Regions from separate parts of the Homo sapiens genome. Here region 1 is linked to region 2. Evidence: chromatin loops called from intact Hi-C (ENCODE). Cell type or tissue: mammary epithelial cell. All regions are shown on one strand. Links, peaks and the distances in the headings refer to the core of each region. The heading gives the core; the rest is flanking DNA.

Region 1 (5,378 bases), core at 379-5,378, 420 kb after region 2:
TTTATTTTTTTAACCAGTTGGGCTTTTGGCCTCCCCTCCCACTTTGCAAACCAGTAAAAGGCCTTGGGATTTTTTGAGCTGTCCTTACCGTAACCTCCTTGTTTCGTTTTGATATATGTTTCCTAATAACCCAGTTGTCTATTCTCGCCTTCAGGCTATCAAACTCCAAATGATCATGCAACCAGAGCCTCGGACGATGGCCTTTTCTGCTGGGGATACTTAGATAAGCCTCTGAGGGAGATCTGACTGCTGTTTTCCCCAAAACAGTGCCCCCTGTTAGCAGAAAGCAGTTAATTTTGGTCATCATCCTTATCCTTACCTTATTCTAACCGCCGTTGGATGTACTTCTTTAGAGGGGGGAATAAGACAGCCAAATGCCTAGGCAGATATAAAGGTGTCCCCAGAGAATCTCCGACCCACCCCACAAGTGTTTACATCAGATGCTTCTGTACAGATGAGGGAACATGCCCAGGGCTTCATCTGAGCCTGCTCACATGTGCACTGGGAGAATGGGGTGGAGCCACAGGCAGGGGGAGGAGCCTGCTCTTCAGTTCCTGTGTGGTGGCCTGGGATTCAACCTGTGAGGTGGGAGGCCTGTTAATAGGACTCCATCTCACTTTGCTGAGTTTTTTCTTTTTTTTTCCCCCTTTTGCCCAATAAAATGCTGCTCTGCACACCCTTCAATGTGTCCACATGTCTAAAGTCTCCTGGTCATGTGACATGAACCCAGTTTTAGCTGAACTAAGGAGCAAAATTCTGCAACAATGATGCCTTAAAGACATTTCTGCCTGCACAATCATTTCTTTTCTTTTCTTTTCTTTCTTTTTTTTTTTTTTTTTGAGACAGAGTCTCACTCTGTCACCCAGGCTAGAGTGCAGTGGCATGATCTCGGCTCACTGCAACCTCCACCTCCTGGGTTCAAGCGATTCTCCTGCCTCAGCCTCCCAAGCAGCTGGGATTACAGGCATGTGCCACCACGCCTGGCTAATTTTTATATTTTTAGTAGAGACGAGTTTCACCATGTTGGTCAGGCTGGTCTTGAACTCCTGACCTCTAATGATCCACCTGCCTTGACCTCCCAAAGTGCTGGGATTACAGGCATGAGCCACTATCCCTGGCCACACAATCATTTCACTTAGGAGTTTTATAACTTGCAATAGTTCCTAAGAAAAATACCATTTTACCGGGGCAAACTATGGTAGATTCTTAGTCTTCTCTTTGGTGGTGGCCTCTGTGATCTCTTTGGAATAGCTCAAGAATGCTGTCTTTTGGTCTTCCTTCTTGGAATGTCTCAGGACAGGTGACATAGGACACTGAGCTGGAAGATGCACAGACACAGGGAACTGTTTTCTAAACTCAGGTGTCATTACTGCTCTGAAAGCAGCTTCTAAATGGAGAAAACAAATCCAACTGGAGCAGGAGTAACCACATCCCCTTCCATCTTTCACCGTATTAGATGAAGACTTTTTTTTTTGAGACAGGATCTCACTCTGTCACCCAGGCTGGCTCACTGCAACCTCCCCCTCCTAGGCTCAAGCAATCCTCCCACCTCAGCCTCCTGAGTAGCTAGGAGGCTACAGCTACAACTACAAGCACCTGCCACCACGTTCGGCTAATTTTTTGTAGAGACAGGGTTTCTCAATGTTGCCTAGGCTGGTCTCCAACTCGTGAGCTCAAGCAGTCCTCCCATGCCAGCTTCCCTAGGTGCTGGGATTACAGGCATGAGCCACGGTGGCCTGCCCAAGACATTTTTTTTAAATGAGAGATTTTAAAAGCTTAGCAATGAGAGAATAAACCCAACAGGTCTACCATTCCAACTCACCTTTGCTTTTTTCTTTTCTTCCCTTCCACAGTAGGAAGTATCCTCTCTCAGTACCTAAAGCTTTGATGTCACCTCCTCTAACAGGTACACCATGCAGTGTAGATCATTCCAAGTCTTTGTAAGCACTAAGTTACAGTCTCTTGAAGAATTCCATTGAACTGGTTCCAGAGTTGGTGTCTCTTTTCTAATCCTCCATTTATATGATAATCACTTGAAATTCAAGTCACCTGTTACTAGGATTGCAAGAAACAGAGGAATCAAATATATATATATATATATATATATATTTTTTTTTTTTTTTTTTTTTGAGACAGAGTTTCACCCCTGTTGCCCAGGCTGGAGTGCAATGGCGTGATCTCAGCTCACTGCAACCTCTGCCTCCCAGGTTCAAGCAATTCTCCTGCCTCAGCCTCCCGAGTAGCTGGGATTACAGGCATGCACCACCATATCCCGGCTAATTTTTTTTTTTTTTTTTTTTTTTTTTTTTTTTTTTTTTGTAGTAGAGACGGGGTTTTTCCATATTGGTCAGGCTGGTCTCGAACTCCCGACTTCAGGTGATCCGCCCACCTCGACCTCCCAAAGTGCTGGGATTACAGGCGTGAGCCACCACAACCGGCGGAATCAAATCTTTTCTTCTGGAGTTCTTTTAATGCTTTTAATCCAAGGTCCCAGCTCTCATGCTCACTTGAACTAACTCTCCCTCCCCCTCCCCCTCTCCCACTCCCTCAGCTTTTATAGATTTTTCTACAATACTTTCTCCTTACCCTTGTTAAAGCATTTGTTATCACTTCCATCCTTTACTGTTTAATCTTTCTCATAAGCACAAATACGCGTGCACACACATACACACACTCACATGAGTTCCCCGTGCCGGCTGCAAGTCTGGGTGCTGTTTTACTCAGCTATCTACGTTAGACCTGTGTTCCTGTTATTCCACAATATTACCACATTCCAGGAGGAGAAACCATTTTATTGTCTATTTCTTATTTTGATCCACATATCACATTAAAATGGAGCAAAAGAAAGGGTCTCAAACAGACAATATGAGTGCCTTCTTTAAGATGCTGGCCCTATAGAAATAGATTTCATGTTTTCCAAAGAGGACCCGGTACATCCCAGCCGCGGCCAGTCACTTGGCGCCATCTGCTGGACATGGACAAACAATCGTAGGCGGGGAACATCAGAACTGACGCATAGGTGCCCACTGCAAACCTGGCTCCCTGATGAACGAATGGTTTCCCACTGAAACGAGGCTTTACATCCCTTTATAACAAATCATCTCTCCAACTTCTTATCAATATCTCAGAAGCTAGGGAGTCTTTTCCACTATGGTTTTCCTATTTCCTCTGCTGGTGCATAAAGTGCCTTTGCTTTGTTTAACAAGCAATAAACAACTTTTTGTTTTGCGTATCACTGTATCCCCAGCATCCTGCATAGTGACTGGCACATGTAGGAGCTCCAAAATCAGTGGGTATTTTTGTTTCTTTGGCTTTTAAACGAAATAATAAGTGATTGATATCTGAGTCGGGGAAGATGACACACAGATATTCCTATTTTCATCAGACACGTTTGTTTTTTTGTTTTTTTTTTCTAGACGTCCCAGCCTGGGTAGGTGGGTAATGGTTTAGAAGCTCCTAAGGATGAACCTCTTCCCACCGCTAAAGTATTGAATCTGCTAAAAATAAGGGAAGAAACACTAATAAATAAATAAATAAACCAGGAAAAAACCCTTGTGGGGAGGGGAGACAAGAAGGAATAAAGACTTTGCATTATAGATTCTCCATGAAACCTGGCCTAGAATTGGATGAGCCTTCAATGCTCAATATACTTTTCAAAAATTGATGATTAACCAATTTGCTCAGTGCAATGGTTAATTTTATGTATCGATGTGGGTAGGCGCACGGGCATGGTGGCTCCACACCTGTAATCCCAGCACTTTCAGTGGCCAAGGTGAGCGGATCACTTGAGGTCAGGAGTTTGAGACCAGCCTGGCCAACATGGCTAAACTCTGTCTCTACTAAAAAAATAAAATAAAATAAAATAAAAATAGCCAGGCATCATGGCATGTGCCTGTAATCCCAGATATCCAAAGGCTGAGGCAGGAGAATTGCTTGAACCTGGGAGGCAGAGGTTGCAATGAGCCAAGATTGTGCCAGTGCACTCCAGCCTGGGTGACAGAGCAAGACCCTATCTTAAAACAAGCAAACAAAAAAACCTAAAATAATAGGGAAGCAGGTATCAGGGAAATAGGGAAGCAAAGGAGGCAGGTCTCGATGGCTAACTCAGTATGGGCAGAAGAGTCAAAGCTGCCTCCAAATTTCTAACTTAGCAAATGGGCAAATGTTGATGGCTGGAATTAAAACGAAAAATAGAGAGGATAAAGCAATTCAGCCAACAGTAATACATTTAGGATTGTTGTCAGAGGCATTCAAACCAGAGCAACTCCATCTTGGGTGAGGACTAGGAAAAATGAGGCTGGGACTTGCTGGGCTGCCCTCCCCGAAAGTTAGATATTCCTAGCCTCTAGATGTTTGTGGCTAAGGAAACAGATTGATAACCTTTACTAAACAGACCCAGACGTAGGAGTGTCCTGTGTAGAAAGCAAAAAGTTTCTTCCTCAAAGTTTCCCTTGTTAAAGAATAAATCATAAGTGTTAGAAGTAATAGTTCCTTTTAAAGACTAACTTCCTTCAAGCCTCCTTGCTTTGTGCTAATAACTCTTTGTTAAGCCCTATCCTATGTAGTTATTAAACATGCTCACAGGCACATAGTACATTCTATGTCCTTGTACTTTAACCAAGATATCTGTGCTGGACATGCTCACAGACATGTCCCAGCTCGCAGCCTATGCCCCTTCCTTATTTGGGAATGTTATTACTTTTCTAAGTCCTTTAGTAAGCAACTTCCTCCTTTCCCTTGTTCTCCATTGCTTTCACCTATTTAGAGAAGTTTTAAATTGTCAGCCAATCGGGTTCAGTTTATATTGTGAGGTCTGGCTCCAGCCAATGGAGACAGGACAGAGTAGCAGGGACAAGCTGCATAAGGGACAAAAATTGCTTCCCATTCCCTTTGAAAACTGGCACAAGAGAGGGATGCCCTCTCTCACCACTCCTATTACACATAGTGTTGGAAGTTCTGGCCAGGGCAATCAGGCAGGAGAAAGAAATAAAGGGTATTCAATTAGGAAAAGAGGAAGTCAAATTGTCCCTATTTGCACATGACATCATTGTATATTTAGAAAACCCCATCGTCTCAGCCCAAAATCTCCTTAAGCTGATAAGCAACTTCAGCAAAATCTCAGGATACAAAATCAAGTGCAAAAATCACAAGCATTCCTAAACACCAATAACAGACAAACAGAGAGCCAAATCATGAGTCAACTCCCATTCACAATTGCTTCAAATAGAATAAAATACCTAGGAATCCAACTTACAAGGGACGTGAAGGACCTCTTCAAGGAGAACTACAAACCACTGCTGAACGAAATAAAAGAGGACACAAACAAATGGAAGAACATTCCATGCTCATGGATAGGAAGAATCAATATCGTGAAAATG
Region 2 (5,381 bases), core at 68-5,067:
AGAGTATGTGAAGGAAGCTGCAGGATACACCCCAGCAGTTCTGTGTCATTAACAGTATTTCATACAGGAATAGCTTCTAAATTCACCTTGTAAGCATCCACAGTGAATCTGAAACAAGCTTTCTGAGATTTCCCTTTCTAAGGTGATTTGGTGTATGTGGGTTCTCACATCAGTGAAGCTAGGAAATCCAAGCTACAAGAGTTAATCTCTGTTTCAAGGCGGGTAAACACCTTAATGTTTTCTGAGACTCCTGGTGCTAATTTTCATGTTTAAAATGCCCACAGAAATATATATTACCCTTTGACAAAAAGTTACCAAAAGATTCAAAGAAGGAAATGACAGTATTCCTTTAAATGTGTTAGTGTTTCAAAGTCTTGCTAAGAAATAGTAGAAGAAGTATTACTAATACTACTTGCTAAGAAATATTAGTTGCTAATACTATTATACTTGCTAAGAAATGTTATTTTTTTCATATTCTTATCCTGAGAGGAGTAATGGGTTGGCCATGTAGCCTTAAATCTTTATCCTTAGGACACCCTGGATCTTAACCTTTAAAAATCAGACTTATTATCAAATAAATGTATTCAGCCTAGATAAATTTAAAATGGGCACGGAAGCCACGAAGTTATCAGCTCTGAAGTATCTAAAGTTGAACCCTTTCCCATGACCTAAGATTCTCAGTAATTTAGTAATAAATGACTTACCAGTGGTTCTCAAACTTGGCTGCACGTTTGAATCACTGGAGAAACTATAAAGAACTTGTTACGCCTAGGCCACGCCGCAGGCCAATCAAATCATAATCTCCAAAAATGTTCCAGTTATTAGTACATTTGGAACTCCTCAGATAATTCTAGCACGTATCTGAGCTTGAGACCCATTGGATTAGGCCGTTCCTGCATTGCTATACAGAAATACCTGAGCCTGGGTAATTTATAGGAAAAGAGGTTTAATTGGCTCACAGTTCTGCAGGCTGTACAGGAAGCATAGTGCTGGCATCTGCTCGGCTTTTAGGGAGACCTCAGGAAACTTACACTCATGATGGAAGGCAAAGGGGGAGCAGGCATGTCACATGGTGAAAGCAGGATCGAGAGAGAGTGGGAGGGGGAGGTGCCACACAAGAAGCCACTGTCGCAAAGACAGCACCAAGCCATGAGGGATCCACCCCCATGACTTGAACACTGCCCTCTAGACCCCATGTTCAAGCATTGAGGATTGAAATTCAAGATGAGATTTGGGCAAGAAAAACTATCCAAACTGTATCACCCATTCACTGGTAACTTCTCATGGATGGTAACAGAAATAGGAAAGAAATACACAGTCAAATCTTAGAACCTTTTTTCATTCTGGTGTGTAGCTTTGGAATGTCTGGAGTCTGTAAGACTTTTGGAAGGTGAGAATTAATTGTTCATTCATTCATTCATTCTTCCATAAACATTCCTTGAGTGTTGATATGTGCTGGATTTTTCACACTGGATTTTTCACACTGAACTGGACCTAACTTATTTCTCCTTTGGTCGAAAGACCGCCAGGCCTCAGCTGGACCTCTAGAGCCATTCTAGACAAGAGCAAATCACTTGGGCGTTTCTGTATTAGTCCAGGCATTGTGGATGCTGATGTGGGAGAAGGAAAAGTGGGTCTTTTCTGTGTAAACAACTTCATGTCTCAAGAAAATTCTGTTCTGTGTCCAGCTGACAAACTTGTCTGTGCAGATAAAGAACCTATTGATGCACAAGTTGTCACCAGGCTTCTGTGTAGCAAAGACTATTCCAGAGAACACTGAATATGGACTTAGAGTCAAAGTTGATGGTTCTCATAGATACCTTAATGCACTTTGCCTCATTATAAGTTTAGATTCATTGATTGTTAGAGTTGGAAGAGACCTTGGGGACTTTCTGGTCTGGCTGGTTGATTTCTAGACAAGGAAACCGAGACCCAGGAAGGGGATGTGACCAGAATGTGGTCATAGTGTCAGAGACAGAACCAGCTCGTTGATGCCCCTCCTGTGGGACCATTACAGGCTCTAGCACTGCATCCCTACACATATGAGTGCTAGCTATGCCCCCACAGTGGGTACCCTGCATTGTACTAAGGAGGCCTGGGGTGCTATTAAGAAAATACCTTCAGGACCAGCCTGGGTAACATGGTGAAATCCCATCTCTACAAAAATATGCCAAAATTAGCTGGGTGTGGTGGCACATGCCTGTGGTCCTAGCTACTTGGGAGACTGAGGTGGGAGGATCACTTGAGCCTGGGAGGCAGAGGTTGCAGTGAACCGAAACCACACCACTGCGCTCCAGCCTGGGTGACGGAGTGAGAGACCCTGTTTCAAAAAAAAGAGAAAAGAAAAAAACCGCCATTTGTGCACAAGGGTTTTTATTGTCATTTGTTTGTTTGTTTATAAGGATTCAAGGAAAAACTCATTTCACAATCAGTATCAACATGTAGTACTTAATCTTTAAAAAACAACAACAAAACTAGCTTACAGACTTAAGAGCTTAGTTGATTTAGGTATCATAGTCTTGGCTCCTTAGTTGCCCATTGAGTATAGCTCCATCTTCTGGCAGCAAAGAGAGGTGATTTGAAGCTTAGGATTTTGAATTCTGCTCATTTCTTGAAGTGGCCTATGGTCTACAACACAAGATCTCTAACTATACAGTAATATGTTACATGTGTGTGTGTATATACATTTTTTTTACATAAACACATATATATACACGTGGATAGATAAATAACAAGATGACATATTTTGATGTTCATTTAACAAATGAGAAATCAAATCAGAAAGTATTTAACGACTTGTTCAAAGTCTTGCAGTTAGATGTATCAGAGCTAAGACGCAAGCTAATCTCTTGATTGCTTGTGCAATTCCACTAATCAGTATGCATTTCTTTTTGTGTGCACTTTTATGGATATATTTTGGTAAACTTGGTGAACTTGGTTAATGATTTTCATCAAGAACTTTTTAAAAGCACCTTTCTGGCCAGGCACGGTGGCTCATGCCTGTAATCCCAGCACTTTGGGAGGCCGAGGCAGGCTGATCACGAGGTCAAGAGATCGAGACCATCCTGGCCAACATGGTGAAACCCCGTCTCTACTAAAAATACAAAAATTAGCTGAGTGTGGTGGCGCATGCCTGTAGTTCCAGCTACTCGGGAGGCTGAGGCAGGAGAATCGCTTGAACCTAGGAGGCTGAGGTTGCATTGAGCTGAGATTGTGCCACTGCACTCCAGCCTAGTGATGGAGAGAGACTCTGTCTCATAAAAATAAATAAATAAATAAATAAATAAATAAAAACACCTTTCTGTAAAAGTTGGGCAATACAACAGTTTAGCAACTTGACTGTTCTTGGGTTCAGTGAGAGAATGAAGCGCTAATGCTTAAGACATTTATTGTCTACACTAAATTAACTTTCTCCTTTGCAGCTAGAATGGTGCTGTCTTGGAGGACTGAGAAAGTAGTCACTTGAATCATTTTCTGTGTTCTGTGGTTCAGATGAAGAGCCCCAGTTGAGGAAAAACTGGAAAGTGAGAATCTTCTACTCTAGTACTTTCTGAAGTGTTTACTCACTGGTTTGATATGTATCCCTCTAGATGTTTTACTCTGCCTGTAAGATCATTTAAATATACACACACACATTTACATACAAACAGATACCTGGATACAATGCAGTACAGACAGCAAGGTGATCCAAGAACTGGGGTGGGCCAGGTGCGGTGGCTCACACCTGTAATCCCAGCACCTTGGGAGGCTGAGGCGGGCGGATCAACTGAGGCCAGGAGTTCGAGACAGCCTGACCAATGTGGTGAAACCCTGTCTCTACTAAAAATACAAAAATTAGCTGGGCATGGTGGCACGTACCTGTAGTCCTAGCTACTCGGGAGGCTGAGAGGAGAATTGCTTGAGCCCAGGAGGTGGAGGTTGCAGTGAGCCGAGATCGTGCCACTGCACTCCAGCCTGGGTGACAGAATGAGACTCTGTCTCAAAAAAAACAAAGAACTGGGGTGACCCAGAGGAAAGGTGATTGGTGCTGCAAGCTGTGAGAAACAGCAAAGGGTTCTCAGTGGAGGTGATAGAGAAATGAGTCTTAAAGGATGAGTATTTTCGTAAGAAGACAGGAGAGTGATGAGCACACTCAGAGACGAAGGTGTGCATGGCTGGGGAGGGCGGGGTGTGCGAGACCTGCCGGGGTTCAGTAAAATGTTGGTGTGGGGCAGGGTGGAAGATGATGTGGGATGGGCAAGTAAAGACCAAGTGATAGGGGAGGGGGGCAGGGAAGTGCTTGGGAAAGGGAAAGTCATGGTCCATGCCTAGTGCTCCACCCCCAGGCCTATGTGCACAAAACTAGGTAAGGACAGGCATTTCTGTTTTTGTGCCCAAATGTTGCCTTCCCCAAGACCACCCTGGCCCACCATGTCCCCATCCTGTGCCTATAAAAACCCTGAGACCCTAGTGGGCACACACACAAATGGCTGGACATCAAGAGGAATGCACCGGCAGACCCACAGGCAGCAGAAGACACCATCAGGCCATTGACCAGCAGAAGGACGTGGAGTTTGGCTGGGGCAGTTGGAGGAGAGCCCAGCCGCTGGGCAGCATGACTCCAGGGGAAACCACCTTCCCACTCCATTCCCCTTCTGGCCTCCCCTTCCACCTCACTGAGAGCTACCACTCCATAAGAAACTTTGCACTCATTCTCCAAGCCCACGTGTGATCCGATTTTTCCGGTACACCAAGGCAAGAACCCCAGGATACAGAAAGCCCTCTGTCCTTGTGATAAGGCAGAGGGTCTAATAGAGCTGATTAACACAAGCTGCTTACAGATGGCAAAACTAAAAGAGCACCCTGTAACACATGCCCACTGGGGCTTCGGAAGCTGTAAGCATTCACCCCAGATGCTGCTGTGGGGTCGGAGGCCCACAGCCTGCCCGTCTGCATGCTCCCCTAGGATTATCAACAGCTGGCACTGAGAACGTGAGCCAGTCCCCCTGTCGCACACCCTGCAAGTGGGATAAGGGAACTTTTCCCATTTCACAAGTAACAAGTGACTTGTAAGCCATGCCAGTTGTTTGAACTTTCTCCTGTACTACAGGGAGCCAGTGCTGGATTTCATGCTAAGAAGTTTTATCAGTTCTATATTTTGGAGAGATCACTCAGGAGACAGCACGGAAAATGGATAGGAAGAGAGTGAGACCAGAGGGAGTTGGGGAGAACAATTAAGTGATTATAAACTGTGAGTGATCATCTGTGAGATAGGAATAATAATGCCTACTTTATAAGGCTGTTGCAGAATGAAATAACACCTGCCAATGTGCCTGTTTATTAAAATGAAAGGTATTACTTTTAATACCATCTGGCCAATATTTCAGTGCTATCACTGTTCT

Evidence for each region. Hi-C counts contacts between places; a loop is a spot of excess contacts. Peaks named below come from ENCODE experiments on the same cell type or tissue, not always from the same donor. Only the 100,000 strongest peaks of a DNase experiment are listed, where the experiment ranks them.
Region 1: a loop joins it to region 2, with 4 times the contacts of the local background. A loop is called at or near these places in 2 of 110 quality-filtered maps.

Annotation. Positions count from the first base shown.
Region 1 is chr10:13,072,046-13,077,423 of GRCh38, forward strand. It overlaps a transcript of CCDC3 not described here. Among named protein-coding and RNA genes, the nearest start is that of OPTN, 25 kb to the right of the region's middle. In mammary epithelial cell, for the core only: a CTCF peak has its summit at 2,967 (motif pointing left); a DNase peak (open chromatin) is centred at 2,956.
Region 2 is chr10:12,654,167-12,659,547 of GRCh38, forward strand. All of the region lies in intron 2 of CAMK1D (calcium/calmodulin dependent protein kinase ID), which reads left to right. Among named protein-coding and RNA genes, the nearest start is that of MIR4481, 3.7 kb to the left of the region's middle. RefSeq lists an enhancer at 2,036-2,095 and a silencer at 2,424-2,718. In mammary epithelial cell, for the core only: a CTCF peak has its summit at 2,549 (motif pointing left); no DNase peak of the experiment used is centred there.